2 separate regions of the Homo sapiens genome follow, and region 2 is linked to region 1. The links are chromatin loops, found by intact Hi-C in ENCODE. Cell type or tissue: heart right ventricle. All regions are shown on one strand.

Evidence for each region. A loop is a pair of places that touch in the nucleus more often than their neighbours do. Peaks named below come from ENCODE experiments on the same cell type or tissue, not always from the same donor. Only the 100,000 strongest peaks of a DNase experiment are listed, where the experiment ranks them.
Region 2: a loop joins it to region 1, with 5 times the contacts of the local background. A loop is called at or near these places in 14 of 110 quality-filtered maps.

The regions. Positions count from the first base shown.
Region 1 is chr1:34,110,047-34,118,046 of GRCh38, reverse strand. All of the region lies in intron 1 of CSMD2 (CUB and Sushi multiple domains 2), which reads left to right. It also overlaps the pseudogene RNA5SP42. Among named protein-coding and RNA genes, the nearest start is that of CSMD2, 51 kb to the left of the region's middle. In heart right ventricle, CTCF peaks have their summits at 3,916 (motif pointing left) and 4,488 (motif pointing right); no DNase peak of the experiment used is centred here.
Region 2 is chr1:33,873,023-33,881,022 of GRCh38, reverse strand. All of the region lies in intron 5 of CSMD2 (CUB and Sushi multiple domains 2), which reads left to right. CSMD2-AS1 (CSMD2 antisense RNA 1) reads right to left here. Exons shown (of 8, transcript NR_038372.1): 4 at 5,431-5,557; 5 at 2,673-2,853. Among named protein-coding and RNA genes, the nearest start is that of CSMD2-AS1, 8.1 kb to the right of the region's middle. In heart right ventricle, a CTCF peak has its summit at 4,964; no DNase peak of the experiment used is centred here; H3K27ac peaks cover 840 bases.

The sequences.
Region 1 (8,000 bases):
AGATGGGGTTTCACCAAGTTGATTAGGCTGGTCTTGAACTCCTGACCTCAGGTGATCCACCTGCCTCAGCTTCCCAAAGTGCTGGAATTTCAGGCATGAGCCACCACCACGCCTGGCTGAGTGTTTTTTCTTTTAATCATGAAAGGGTGCTGAATTTTTCAAATGCTTTTTCTGCATTGAGATGATCATGTGGTTAACATGGGATATTATATTGATGGATTTTCATATGCTGAACAAAATTTTTGCATTTCAAACATAAATTCCATTTGGTCTTGCTGTACAATCCTTTTAATATATTGTTGAATTTCATTTGCTAGTATTTTGTTGAGGATTTTTGCACCTGTATTCATCAGGTATATTGGTCTGTAGTTTTTGTTTGTTTGTTTTCTTTTTTTTTTGTAGTATCTTTGATTTTGGTATTAGGGTAATGCTAGGCTCATAAAATTATTTTGGAAGTGTTCTGTCCTCTTCAATTTTGGGGGAAAGTTTAAAAAGCATTGATGTTAGTTCTCCTTTAAATGTTTAGTAGAATTATCCAGTGAATCCATGTGGTCCTGGGCTTTTCTTTGTAGATAGGTTTTTTATTACTGATTCAATCTCCTCACTAGCTCTAATTCTGTTTAGAGTTTTTATTTCTTCATGATTCAGTCTTGGTAGGTTATATGTTTCTAGAAATGTATCAATTTCTTCTAGGTTATCCAATTTGTTGGCATACAATTGTTCATTGTAGTCTTTTATAATCCTTTTTACTTATGTGTCATCAATTGTAGGTCTTGTCTTTCATTTCTGATTTTTATTTGAGCTTCTCTATTTTTCTAAGCTAGTCTAACTAAGAAAAAAATCAACTCTTAATTTTGTTTATTTTTCCCCATTTTAAAAATTATTTATTTCCTTTGTTTTTGCTCTAATCTTTATGATTTTGTTCCTTTTGATAACTCTAGGTTTAGTTTGTTCTTTCTCTAGTTCTTTTACATGTAAAGTTAGGTTATTGATTTGAGATCATTCTTTTTTTTAATGCATGTGCAATGTGCTGCTGTAAACTTCTGTCTTAGTAACACTTGCTGCATCCTGTAAGTTTTTGGCATGCTTTATCTTTATTTTCATTCGTCTCAAGATATTTTCTAATTCCCCTGTGATTTTTTCTTTGACCCATTGGTTCTTCAAGAGTATGGTGTTTAATTTTCATATATTTATGAATTTCCAGTTTTCCTTTTGCTGCTGCTTTTTAGTTCTATTCCTTTATAGTTGGAAAATGTAACTGGTATGATTTTAATCTTCTTGAATTTGTTAAGACTTATTTTATGGCCTAGCATGTGATCTGTCTTGAAGAATGTTTCATACGCACTTGAGAAGAATGTATATTCTGTTGTTGGGTAGGGTATTCTAGATATGTCTATTTGGTCCAATTGGTCTATAGTCTTGTTCAGGTTTTCTGTTTCCTTACTGATTTTCTGTTTGATTAATTATCCATTATTGAAAGTGGGGTATGGAAATCTCTCTTCCTTATCATGTTACTGTCTATTTTTCTCTTTAATTCTGTCAATGTTTGCTTCATATATCTGGGTGCTCTTCTGTTAGGTACATATATGTTTATAATTGTTATATCTTCCTTGTTGAATTGACCCTTTTTTCATTATACAATGTCTTCTTTGTCTCTTGTGACAGTTTTTGATTTAATGTATATTTTTTCTAATATAATTATATAATCACCTTGCTGTCTTTGGTTACCATTTGCATGAAAAATCTTTTTCTATTCTATCACTTTTAGCCTATTGCATGGAATATCTTTGTCCGTTCTTTTACTTTTCATTTATGTATGTCCTTATGTCTAAAACGAGTCTCTTGTAGACAGCATATAGTTAGATCTTGTTTTTATAAGTCAGTTTAACTACTTTATGTCTTTTGATTGCTGAGTTTAATCCATTTACATCGAAAGTAATTACTGATAGAGGACTTACTATTACCATTTTCTTATTGTTTTCTGTGTGCCTTATAGTTACTTTGTTCCTTTTTTCCTCTCTTGCTACATTCCTTTGTGTTTTGTTGATTGTTTTTGTAGTGACATTCTTTGATTTCTTATATTCTTTGGTGCATCTTCTATAGTTATTTGCTTTGTGGCTACAATGGGGATTACATAAAATATTTTATAATTATAATAATATGTCTTAGACTGATAATAAGCCTCAGTTGCATATAAAAACTTCACGCTATTACACCTTCTTTCTCCCTACACACTTTGTATTAGCAATATCACGAATTTCACCTTTTACAATTTTGTATTCATTATACTTATATTTTTATACTTTCATCTTTTAAGTTTTATACTAGAATTAAAATGATTTAGGCATCACTATTATAGTATTACAAGATTCTATTTGTCTATATATTTATTTTTACTAGAGAGTTATATATTTTTGTATGCTTTCATGTTGCTGTCTGGTGTGTCCTTTAATTATAATTTTCATAAGGCAGATCTAATGGCGATGAACTCCCTCACCTTGTTTACCTGGGAAGGTCTTTATTTCTCCTTCATTTTGAAGGACAATCTTGCTAGATAAAGGATTCTTGGTTGGCATGGTTTCTTTTTCCTTTCAGTACTTTGAATATATCACCTCTTTGGCCTCTGGGCTTGTAATGTTTATGCTGAGAAATCTGCTGATAATCTTATGAGAACTCTTTTGTAGGTGATGAGTCATGTTTCCTTGCTGCTTTCAAGATTCTTTCCTTCCTTGTCTTTAACTTTTTCTTGTCTCAATATTGACTTCTTTGGGGTCATTGTAGTTGGAGTCTTTTAAGCTTCTTTACTTTGGATTTTGATTTTCTTCTTTAGATTTAGGAAGTTTTCAGCCGTTATTTTTTTCAAATAAGCTTTCTGTTCCTTTTTTTCTCTTTTCTCCTTCTAAGACTTTCATAACACACATATTGGTCTATTTTATGGGGTCCTCTAAGTTCCTTAGGCTTTATTCACTTTTGTTCATTCTTTTTTCTATTTGTTCCTCTGACTTAATAATTTCAAATGACCTGTTTTTGAGTTCACTGATTCTTTTTTCTGCTTAAGTCTGTTATTGAACCCCTCCAGTAAAATTTTAAATTCAGTTATTATAGTCTTCAGCTCTAGAATTTCTGTTTGATCTTGTATTATAGTTTCTAACTTTTTGTTGATATTGTCATTTTGTTCATGCATCATTTTCCTGATTTTATTTAGTTTGTCTATTTGTGTCCTCTTGTAGCACATTGAGCTTCTTAAAGACAATGATTTTGAATTCTTTGTCAAATAATTAATAGATCTCCATTTCTTTAGAATTGGTTTCTGAAGATTTATTATGTACACCACCCTTCCTTTTTTTTTGAGACAGGGTCTCATCCTGTTTCCCAGGCTGGAATGGAGTGGTGTGATAATAGCTCATTGTAACCTCAACTTCTGGGCCTAAGTGATCCTCCTGCTTCAGCCTCCTGAGTAGCTAGGACTATAGGTGTACCACTATGCCCAGCTAATTAAAAAAAATTGTTTTTAGAGATGGGGGTCTTGCTATCTTGCCCAGGTTGGTCTGGAACACCTGGCCTCAAATTATCCTTCTGCTTCGGCCTCCCAAAGCACTGGGATGACAGGTATGAACCACTGTGCTCAGCCTATTTTCTTCCTTTAGTTGAGCCATGTTGCCTTGTTTTTCGTTTTTTTTTTTTAAGTGTGCTTTGTTATTTTTTTAGTGATTTCTGCATTTGAAAAACAACAACAACAACAACAACAACAAAGGAGTTCTCCCAGTCTTTACAGAGTAGTTTTACACAAGGGAAAGTCTTCAGCAGCTAGAGGTTCTGGGGGCTTTCCTTGGGATATATATTCTCTGAGCTTGCATGTGTACTTTCTTAATTAAAGAGGTTTACTGGGTCTTGTTTGTTTTTCCTTCAAGGGTTTGTAATTTCTTGCTCCCTCTGGTGTCTGATTATGGTACTCAGGTTCTCTGGTGTTGCAAAAAGCCAGTGAACTGTCTTTTGTTCTCCATGGCCCCCAGGCATTGAAAGTATGCTGGTTCCCCATCAGCACTCTGGTTTCTGTCAGGTGAGACAGAAACCGGTCCCTCTGCAGCCCACTGAAAAGTGGGAACACTGAATGTATGCTATGCTCTTCTCTTTCCTTTCCAAGGGGGAAGCTGCAAGTTGAACTTTTTCCTTCAGTCTCACTGAACTGTGACAGTTGGGAGAAGGGTTTTTATGGTTGACATGAAACAATTTTTCTTATGCATTTCAATATGGTGGCTTTTCACTTTGAGCTTGCCTGGGGTACTGTAACTTCTTAACTGGTTTCTAGAGTTCTCATAAAGGCTTTTTTGGACTGTGTATTGTTGTTAAGTCAGTGTTTCTGTGGGGCAGAATGTCTGGGGCTTCCTATTCTGCCATCTAGCTGATGTCACTCCCAAGCCCCTGGCACCTCCTCCAGGCACCTTTCCCCCACTGCCCCTCAGCAGAAGCCACAGGACTGTAAGGGCCATGAGGGGGCGCCAGGGATTTACAATTATAAAGGTCTTGTTGGGCCATAATAAAGTCTCTCCCAGCTAACAAGTGACCATGGGGCATGTGATGGTCTTGCTTTGTTCACCCATGTGCGTCTTGCATATTATTCATGCTATGGATGAACATGTGCTCCTAGCCATTTCAAGGTTAGACATGTTTTGAGAGGATGTTGCATCTGTGACAACTGTCAGGAGTCACAGGTCCTGGGTCGCTGCTCTGCCACCCATGTGTGACACCTCTGGCTCTCTCAACTCATGCGTTTTAAGACCCACACTTTCTCTTGGAGGGCATGGGGAGATAAATACCTCTTGATCCTAAGAATTCAGTTGGGAAGTGTCACAAGGAGGGTATGAGGAAGCTCAGAGACACAACCATTTCCAAACCCAAGTTAAGAAGTCTGAGCCATGAGTGACTCAGCCAGGAGTAGAGCTTAGCTCACAATGGTGGGGTTGAAGCTGGGTCCTACCTTCCCATCCATGTCCTTCTTTTTCTCCTTTCTCCCGTCCAAGTACTAACAAGGCCTGAACCTGCTTAGCTTCCGAGATCAGACAAGATCAGGCACGTTCAGGGTGGTATGGCCGTAGATCTCTTTTTCTCCTTTCTATAAATTCCTTGCTTTCCTATATTACACACCCACACACCAGCTGCCCCTCAGCCATGAGCATTGTCAGGGAAGGGTCAGACTGTCTTTTAGGAGGCCCTAGTAAAAATCCATTGAATTGGCTTGAATCCTTTTCTTTCTATATCCCCATGCTACTCCCAAGCCTGTGAATTTCTTGCCAGAAATCTCTAGCATTGGACTAACTAGATTCTAGAGGCCTATATAGATTTTACTCTTTATAGATTATCTTATTGGAAGGCACATTCATTCATTCATTCAACATATACTTTTGATTTTTCTCAAGGCTGCCCATATGACCCAGAAATTCATGCCCCAGTCTCTGGCATGGTGACAAAGCATAGTATGCCCACAGGAGAAGAAGGCTAGTATTGGAAGTATTTCTGGAGGCTTTGAAGGGTCTCCAGGACATTCATTCACATAACTCTGCAGAGCAGTCCACTGGGAAACCCTTTGAGTTACCTCATGGCTGGAGTGCCTATAGATAGAGCTGTCTGCTGCAGTGTGGAGGCGGTTGGACAGCAGGTAGTTATATAGGCTGGGGCTGCAGCTGACAAGACTGGGGAAGCCCAGGGTGAGCAAAGGCCATTAAGGGCAGAACTGGGCATCTGGGGAAATGGCCATGGCAATGTCTTCTAAACAGAAGTCTGAGGTCACTGGGCTGGGTTCTGAACCCAGTGTCTCCACATGCCCAGCCTGATCATGTTTTTCACCTTGGTTTGCATGTGTATGGGCAAGGGGCAACAATAAGCTTGTTAGGGTTTCCTTTTATAGAGACTGTAAGAGGAAGTACATTTCTCTACTACTCCCTGACACAATTTTTAGATTATCTGTCCACCCACTCAGATATATTTTTCCCTCAGTTCATTCAAACTGCGAGAGAGAAAGAGAGAGAAAGAGAGAGAGAGAGAGAGAGAGAGAGAGAGAGAGAGAATTTGAAAGAATTTATTGAAATAAGGTTCCTTTCAGCCAAGACTGCCACCTCTGTCCTTCCTCTGGGGGCAGGGAGACAGAGACAGGGCTGTAATGGAGTCGTGTCTAGTTGAGAAAAGCTTCTTAGCTCTGGTCAGCTCTTTTAGGCCTTCATGCTGTGTCTGGCATATGACCAGCCCAAATCTTTTTCTCTCTCCCTCCCTTCCTGTTTCATACCAGTGAGGTGGTAGAGCCTATATTTTAAGATCTCAGTCTCAGGAGTCAGAGAATCCTGTGTTTGAACCCCAGCTTTGCCAGATGTTATTGTATGTGTGAGCTTGGGCAAGCTACTTACCCTGATCCCCATTTGTTAAATGGGATGAAGAATAATACCTGCTTCTTTGGGATATTGGAAGGTTTAACAGAAATAACGCAAGGACCAAAGTCATGATTGTGTGGGGCACACACAGTCAGTGCCTGATAAATGATGGCTGAAATTCCTTCAACTTCCTGCTTACTGACACATGCATCCTGTGGCAGCCCTGTGCTGGATCCTCAATGATATAGTGGTAAAAAAGGCAGACCATGCTCTGTGTCCCCAAGGAACTCAGTCTGGTGGGGAGATGGTTATGGAAGTCATGGGCAAGTGGCATTCAGGATCCTTCCTTCCCAGATTTTCATTGTGGGCTGGGTTTCTGGGTCTGTGTGCTACCAGACAGAGCCACACCAACTGGTTTGGTTTCCTAGGCCTTTAGGGAGTTGGGTCCATATGAATTGTACTTTTGTAAAAGCACTGGATTGTAGTTTGTTCATTCATTCAACCAATATTAACTGAGTGCTGACTATGTGCCAGTTACTGTTCTAGGCACTTGGGACGCATCAGTGAGTAAAACAAAGGCCTTTCTCTTGTGAAGTAAATATTCTAGCAGGAGGAAATAAACAATAAACAGTAAGTACAATATATAAGTAAATTACATAGGGTGCTACAGAGTGATACATGCTATTGAAATAAGAAAACATAGAGCAGGTAAGGGAGATTGGAGGTGCCAGCGATGGAAGTAGGGGGTTAGTTAATATTTTATTTCATTTTATTTTATTTTTTAACTTTTATTTTAGATTCAGGGGTACATGTGCAAGTTTGTTATATAGTCAACCCATGTCATGGGGGTTTGTTGTACAGATTATTTTGTCACCTAGATATTAAGCCTAGTACCTAATAGTTATTTTTTGGATCCTCTCCCTCCTCCCGTTCTCCACCCTCAGGTAGTCCCTCGTGTATGTTGCTCGCCTCTTTGTGTCCATGTGTTTGCCTCTTTGTGTCCATGTGTTCTTATCACTTAGCTCCCACTTATAAGTAAGAATATGTGGTATTTGGTTTTCTATTCCTGTGTTGGTTTGCTAAGGATAATGACTTCTAGCTTAAGATGGAGATCTTAATATATATGCTTCATTCATGTTCCTGCAAGAGACATGATCTTGGTTTTTTTTTTATGGCTGGATAGCATTCCATGGTGTATATGTACCATATTTTCTTTATCCAGCCTACTATCGATGGACATTTAGGTTGATTCCATGTTTTTGCTCTTGTGAATAGTGCTTCAATGAACATAAAAACGTGTGTCTTTATGGTAGAATGATTTATGTTCCTTTGTGTATATACCCAGTAATGGGATTGCTGGGTTGAATGATAGTTCTGTTTCTAGGTTTTTGAGGAATCACCAAACTGCTTTCTACAATGGTTGAACTAATTTACACTCTCACCAACAGTGTATAAGCATTCTCTTTTCTCCACCACCTTGCCAGCATCTGTTATTTTTTTACTTTTTAATAGTAGCCATTCTGGGTGCTGTAAGATGGTATCTCATTGTGATTTTGATTTGCATTTCTCTAATGATCAATGATATTGAGCTTTTTTTATATGCTTGTTAGTCTCATATATGTCTTTTTTTTTTTTTTT
Region 2 (8,000 bases), 240 kb after region 1:
TGGTGTTTAGCACAGTGCCTGGGCATCATAAATATATTTTTGTCCCAGAGCATGAAGGTCCAAAAATAACAATACAGTAATTACCTTTCTCCTTGTTTCAGGGTGAATGGGGGAAAATCATATTCTTATTGTCACTTATCACTGGTTTCAAGTATGAGCCCAGAGATGCTGAAAATGCTTTATATTTTGCTAATTTGAACCAAATTGAAGAAGTTGTCCCCTTGGTAGGTCTTAAGAGGATATTCTGCAAAATTTGTACTTTCTTTGAGTATAAGAATTGTACCAATATGAGCTTTGCTTCCCCTTTAAACAGCATGCCACAAGAATGATGCCTTTGAAATAAATCCTGTTTGAGTAATGTTTCTCTTGGACTCATAAAATCTTTATGGAAATCTTTTCTCATCTCATAGACTATGAGAAGAAAGAGAGAGCCAAAACCACTGAGCTGTAAGTGAAGAGCGCAGTCTTTTCTCATATGTGGGTCACACTTTAATGTAAATAGTTTTTAAATGCAAATCCCATACCGACTACACATTAGCTCAAAAATCCTAGCTCTGTCCAAGTGCTGAATCTGTGAGTTAAGATCTCTTAATCTCTGATTAAAGAGTAGGTGGTATGGAAATGTATCCATTCAGATAGAAAGTTTGAATGTATTAAAAGATCCAGTAATAGCCATACTAGGGATAAGAACACAAATGCTGGCAGAAATAAAAACAGCTTTATGTCCTCCCTCAAAAAGAGAGAGAGAGAGAAGCAGTAAGTTGGCAGAGCTGAGCTCTCAACCCAGCTATGCAAAGGGGCACTGACTTGGGAGCCATACACTCATTCAGCATACATTTTTGGGGTGCCTGGTATATAATAGGCATTATACAATGACATTAAATTAGATAAATCATCATTTTTGGTCTCCATGAGGTCACAATCAGTGTTTGCTCATCCACTGACTAGCTGTTAACTTTGAGCAATTTACTTAACCTTTCAAGCTTCAGGTTTTTCATTTTAAAATTTTGGATAATAGGATCTTACTAGATTACTGTGCAGATTAAATAAGGTAATGTTTACAAAGCACTTTGCATAGAACTTAACATATTATAAACTCTCAATGAGTGTTACATATTAGTATCAGGTGTGATGCGCTATGCTAAATTCTTTATATTCATGCTCTCATTTGTTCTCTCATTTGCTCTACACCTGTCACCTTGAGTAGGTTTTAATTCACCCTTTACACGGACAAGAAGAAGGAGGATCAGAAGAATGTGGTTTGCTAACTTGCCAAGTTCATACAGTTAGTAGTGGGAACAGCATTCAAAGCCAGTTCTTTCTTCATCTAAAACCAATGCTCATGATTATAGTGGTGGTGGTTAGAGCAGGAATGGGGGAGAGACACCAATGCTTGCTATCAGCCACCCAATATTGTAAGACAAAATCTCCTACCCTCATCAGGACTGGCATTTTTGGGAAGGCAAAGTCTAAGGGAATGAGGTGGTCACATGACTCAGGTATTTGTGTGACTTTCAGGTCAGGGACATTTGTGGGTTAATAGATATGGGGAAGATAAATCCCAACCCTTGGGAGAGTAGGCCCAAAGTCCATCCATCCAGAAACAGTTTCACAAAACTGCTAGCCCATGGGGGAGCAAGAAATGGGACCAGAGATTGAAGCAGACCAACCAGACAGATGGGCCACACTTAAGTGGAGTGGTTAATGATCAAGGCTGCAGGGATTCCAGGGACTAAATCCCTGGCTCCTGGGATCTTAGTGGGAGGTGGTGGGGAGGACAGCAGACTATTTCCAGAATCTACTCGACAAGTGGAAAAGGGGCTCATAATGAATTTCCTGCTGGAGACAATTGTCACTGGGACAGGGCAGGTTGACCCTGAATATGTGACCAAGCAAAGGCTAAGCAAAAGCTGGCACCATAGAAGCCACCAACTCACACATTCCAGTTGGAACCTCCAGCCGAGAGAACTCTTTGATTGTGTTGGTCTGCATCCTGTGGCTTAGGGACAGTGGGAGTTCTGAACTAGTGACCACACATTGTTACCGCGGTAAGAAGAATGTGCTTTTTCTTTTCGTTCAAGAGCTTATGATTCAGTCCTATGGATTCATATAAATAGATATTCTCTTTGCTTTACTACCTGTGGCAAATAGGACTACAAAGCACAATAGCACCCTGTCCCCCTCCCCAGGGCTGTCCCATAAACAGTGGGAGTTATCTGAGTTCCCTTGATTGAAATTGGAAAGGTCATATCTCAATAGTATCTTTAGGGCTTGCTTTTCCCATTTGTGACAATCTTGGACTGTCCTCAGGCCTCCCTAAGGTGTCCTTCCAGCTCTGACCTTCCAAGGGTGTCTTTCGGACACAGAGAGTTTGGCCAGCCATCAAGCAGGTAAACAGATCAATGAGGGCTGTTCACTGAATTGTGCTCCTGGGCCTCTACTACTGCTTTCAGCCCTTGCTGCCACTGTCAGATCAATGCGGGGAGCAGATGGCTGTGCTGTGTCACAATAATGGCTCCTTTGAAGAGACTTTGCTCAGTCCTTCTCCTGTAAGCTAGGGAGGTGAGGGGCAGCTGCACCCAACACCTGGCAGCTCAAGGGAGGCCCATGTTGGCTTCTAATAAAAGCAGCGGGGGTGTCTGGAATGGACCACATGTGGGTCTCCCACTCACCTGTGATGCTGTCTGTCCCCGTCAGAGGGGAAGTGTGGTTGCTCACATCTCATGTACATCTAGCCCATGTGGTGCTGGCCTCATCGTCTACTGAAGCTGAAGGAAAGCATGTTGTGTCCAAAAGAAACAAAGCAGGATTTTCAGCTTGTTTGCAGTAACGGCCTCACGGGATGGCTCCTGGCTTAGGAATCAGAGAATTTGCTGAACAAATACATGGGCAGAAAGTGCTGAAAAGCAACTCTCAGATATTACATGGTCTATTCCCCTTCTCTCTGCTTGGTCCCAAATGGTCACTCCAGCCCCTGAGTCTGCCTGACCTTCAAATCCAGGAACCCAACTCCCAGTTTCCACATCTCTTAATTCAAACTATCAAGAGAGAGAATCTGATTGGCTCCACTCATCAGTCGAGTGTCTCCACTCCTTGTCCAATCAGCTGCAGCTAGAAAGGGGCAAGCTCAGCTTGTACCAGTATAGCTGCAGGAGCCCCTCCCTTCAGCAGCGCAATCCTGAAAAGAGGGCAGGGGCTTGGCAGCAACCCTGGGCATATCTTCGACATTAACTTAACATCTCTCTCTTCTCTGTGGTCTCTCTCAGAAAGTAATAGGGAAAAGTATTCTTTTCAATTTGCCCCCTTGAGCTACACAAAATAATACAGACTAAGGGCCTGGCATTCAGTGAAGAGAACTTGAGAGCAATTTCGGGGTGCCTTTACCACTACAGTATTGTCTTGTCTGCCTTTCACAGTCTGCAAAAGGGAGCTCTGTAAATACCAGGGATTTTGTGATTATTATGAATCCTCTAAGCAGCTAAATTTCCCAAATTCTCAGAGTTGTAATGCCTCGGGATTTAGAGATATAATTAAGAACAGATGAGCCTCACAAAGGTTGATGGTGAGGATCTGGGATTGCATCAAGCCACAGAGAGAATTTTGCTGTGAGTTCCAGGCCCTCATCTCCCCCAGTGCGACAAGGGGGACAAGTCCAGTGGGACAAGGACTGGAGGGGGTGATGGCACACAGGACCTCTGTTAACGAGCCATTGGGCCCAGGAATCCTGACCTCTCATTTTCCCAGAACTTGTGACACAATCTATAAACCCACTCAACAGGTTAGGAAGAGGCAATGCTGAGTCAGCCCTGGGCTGTGCGCCATAGCCATCCTGAACAGCTTTCTGCCATTACAGGATAGAATAAGACCAGCCAGGTGTGGCCCATTTCCTCTCAGCAGCCATTTGCCTTCTGCCCACACATCGATCTTGCCAAAAGAGGGCTTGTGCTGCAGCATTGAGTCATTCTCCTACCCTCTTTAGTTTATACTCATTTTTCAGGGTTTTCTCTGACTCTACTACTTACTGAAAGGTGTAGAAATACTAATAAGGCAATACTATGTTTTATTTGATCTATAGACTGCAGCAACCTGAATCTATATTATCTGTCATGCCAAGAATGTTTTGACCTTCTAAAAGGAAATGAATGCTCTCCGGACCAGAGCCAAGCAAGCAGCTTAGACCCATTCACAAGCAAAAGTCTGGGGCCTTGAGAGTTCCAGGGCATTAAATCACCATCAGAATAAGACTAGGGTCTTGAAGCTCATGATCTGGAGCACTTAGAGTGGACAAGGAGCAATGACCCCACAGCTACTATGACACATGGTAGAGTGTGGGTGCTGCAGCCAGGATGCCTGAGTTCTGCTACTTGATAGCTGTGTGACCTCAAGCAAGTCGCCTAACCTCTCTGTGTCTCCATCTTCTCACCTGCAAGCCACAGGTTATAAAGGGTTGCTGTAATAGATGAGTAAATACATGCGAGGGACTTAGAACAGTGCCTGGCGTTCAGTAAATACTCAGGGCAGCATCTGTGTCCCAAGTGGTACGTAAGTTCTTTATGCCATGTCTTCTCATTCTATTCCCATATGACCCTGAGAAACAGCTTTTGGTGTTGCCATTATACATAAGAATAAAGTGAATTTCTCATGTTCGACAAATTGCCCAGGGCCACATGGCTAGTAAGTAGCAATGACAGATTCCCAAGGTAGAGATCTCTGACTACAAATCCTGTGTTCTATCTCTTGACCAGTTCCCCTCATGGTCAGGCTGGCTTCCCGTAATTACAAACTCTCCCCTTTAGTTCCCTCTGTTGTCTCTTGATGCTCACTTGACTTTCAGGGACTCTGGAATCTCTGCTGCTTCCCAGCTGTGAGACAACTAAGACCAGGCAATCTGTCTTTGCCTCAATTTCTTTATTTCTGTAAACTGGCATAGTAACAGGGCCTGCTGAGAAGGAGAACAGCAGCCCCTGATGGCTGCAAGCTGGCCTGGCACTATCAGTAAGGCCTTTTGCTGCCGAGAGCTGGCCTGGCACCTACACCTAGACCTTGGGGTTCTCCTGTTGACCATAAACAATTTCACTGAATGTCAATGCCGGACAAAACCACTCTAGGACCCTGATAGATGAAGACAAAAACAAGACCATTTCAACATCATGAATTCAGACAAAAACAAGAACATTATTCAAAATACAAAGATGACTTAACAGCCCCCCTCCCTCCACCTCTTGGCTGATGTGAGTGATGGCTGCTTCTTTACCAATTACAACTCTTATCTTCCTTCATTCCTCCTGCCTTGTAAATAAAATTTATGAAGTACCCAACCAGAGAATTACACCTACCTCCAGTCTCCAATCCAGGGCAAAGCTCTGCTTCCTTGAACCCTCCCCCAATTAACTAACACAAGCCCGAATCCTACAGTGAATTATTTCTTACCTTCTTACTGAGACACTGCACAGCTCCCTGTGGTGTGCATTCTCCCTCACTGCCACCAGTCAGCAAACCCAACTTTGTTCAACTACAGGGAGGTCCATGGTGGTCATTGGCCGGGGGCTGACACTGCCTCTAGAATTATACGTGATGATATCTGGAGAACACTTAGAAATAGGGCTTAGTCCATAGTAAACGCCCAAAACATGTCAGTCATGAGCATGACATTTATTATAAGAAATACCCTTCCTCTTTGGACAGAGCTAAGGAGCATACATTTGCTCTCACTAACCAGCCCCCTTCTTTTCTGAAGTCCATGCAGTTCCCCCGCCCCTTATGTTTGCCCTGGGCACTGAAGCATTCTCTTTTTGCATTTCACAGATCTTCACACTGCAGACCTCAAACCTAGAAAAATCTGTTTTGCCCATGACATTGGAGGCTGTTGTCTGCCCTGTCTCTGGGATCCCAATGAAGGACATCCTCTCAGGGTATTTAGACAGCATAGAGGGGTGGGAGTGGGGGCTAGATGAGCAGTGGACTGATGATCAGGCCTTGGCGGCCCTTTCCCACTTCCTGGCAGAGTAGATACTTTGCACATGGAAGTTCCCTCACCCACTTGCCAGGGCTGTGCGGGCCAGAGGAGCCTGGCCAGATTCTTCATCACAAATGTACTCGCAGCTGCATCAGTGAGGGACAGCCCCAGGGACCACAGAGTTCTTCCATGCCCACTGCTGCTAATTAGAGATAATACATTAAAAATACAGAGCCGCATCTGTTCGTTGTAACATGGGTATCGAGGAATTTACGTGGTTTATAATGACAGAGTGTGGGGAGAGGAAAATGCTGATTCTGTCTGGGAGCCAGAGGCACAGCTGTGGGCGAAGAGCTGGAGGTGTGGTTTCTGGTGCCCATCAAACTCTCTGGGTGCTAACCAAGCCCTCCCTTTGAGACACCCAGGGATAGATCCAGGTACTTATCTGGAAATACCAAGCTAGGTAACATGACCAGTCAAGCACAAAGTGGATGTCCAGATGCCCAGGAGGCCTTCTGGCCCACATGCAAAATACATGTCCCTTCCACACACAAAATACAAATACTCTGGTATTTGCAAAGAGTTCTTGAGAGAAGGGAGACACAGGACAGAAGAAAAAACATGCTTCTCATGATTCAATTGTTCATTTTCCATCAAACATGAACTGAGCACCTAACCTGCTGTTCAAGTTGTCTGTAAAATGGGGTGTTTAAAGTACCGCTCTCATTGAATGTTTTTCTTAAGTAAAATAATTGCATTAAATGGCTTCAAACAGTACCCAAATCATCTAACACAAGCCCAAATCCTGCAATGAATTATTTCTTACCAGGTATGATGTAGGCATTCAATAAAAGTGTGCTATTATCATTCTACTCCATGTGACGCATTGTGTTAAATTTTAGAGCACTGTGATGAATAAGGCAAGATCCCTTCCCTTCTCTACCAGTTGAGGGGACAAACAGTTGCTATAATGTGCTGTGCATTGGGATGGCATTGTATGAACTTACATAAGCTATTATGGGAACACACAAGGGAGTTGGAGCATCAAAGACAGCTTCCTAGAGGAAGGGATACCTGACCTAAGTCTGTAGAACAGGTTGAAGTCTACCAGACCTAAAAGGTAGGAGAGATGAGAAGTATGTGCAAAGGCCCTGGGGAGGAGAGAGTGTAATGTTTCTGGGGAAAATGCAGTGTAGCCCGACCTTAGGGCAGGTGCGTTAGGTGTCTGTTGCTGTGTCACATATTACTCCAAAGCTTAGTGGTTTGAAACAACATTTATTAGCTCATATTTTCTCTGTGTTAGGAATGTAAGCGTAGCTTAATTGGGTTCTCTGGCTTAGGGTTTCTCATAAGGCTTCAATCAAGGTGTCCACTAGGGCGGCAGTCATCTCAAAGCTCAACTAGAGGGGAGGACAAGCTTCCAAGTTTCTTCACATAATTGTTTGCTGGATTCAGTTCCTCAGTGCTATTGACCAGAGACAGCCCTCAGTTCTTCTCCAAAGGGAAGCTTTCAACCCAGCTGCTTCATCAGAGCAAGCCAGAGAGTAGAGCCAGAGAGAGAGGATAAGACAGAAGTGACAGTCTTTTATAACCTGATATGAGAAGTGACATTCTATCACTTTTTCTGTATTCTATTCTTTAGAAGCAAATCACTAGGTCCAGCCCACACACAAAGGGAGGGGACTGCACAAGGACATGAATACCAGAAGAGAAAGAAATTTAGAGTCATTTCTGAAGCTGCCTATCACAATCTACCCTCTGGCTCTCCAATGATTCTTGTCCCTTCCACATGCAGAATACATGTCCCTTCCACACACAAAATGCAATCATCCTTCCCAAGGTCTCTAACATCTCCTCCCGTGGGAGCACCAACTGAAAGTCCAGGATCTCATCATCTAAATCAGGTGCAGGTGTGGATGAGGCTCTTGGGTATAATTCCTTAAGTACAAGTTCTAGAATACTGTTACTACAGATTTGGTGATTTGAAAAGCTAAGGAGATAAATTATCTGCCCCCCATATGCCCAACATACAATGGCAGGTTAG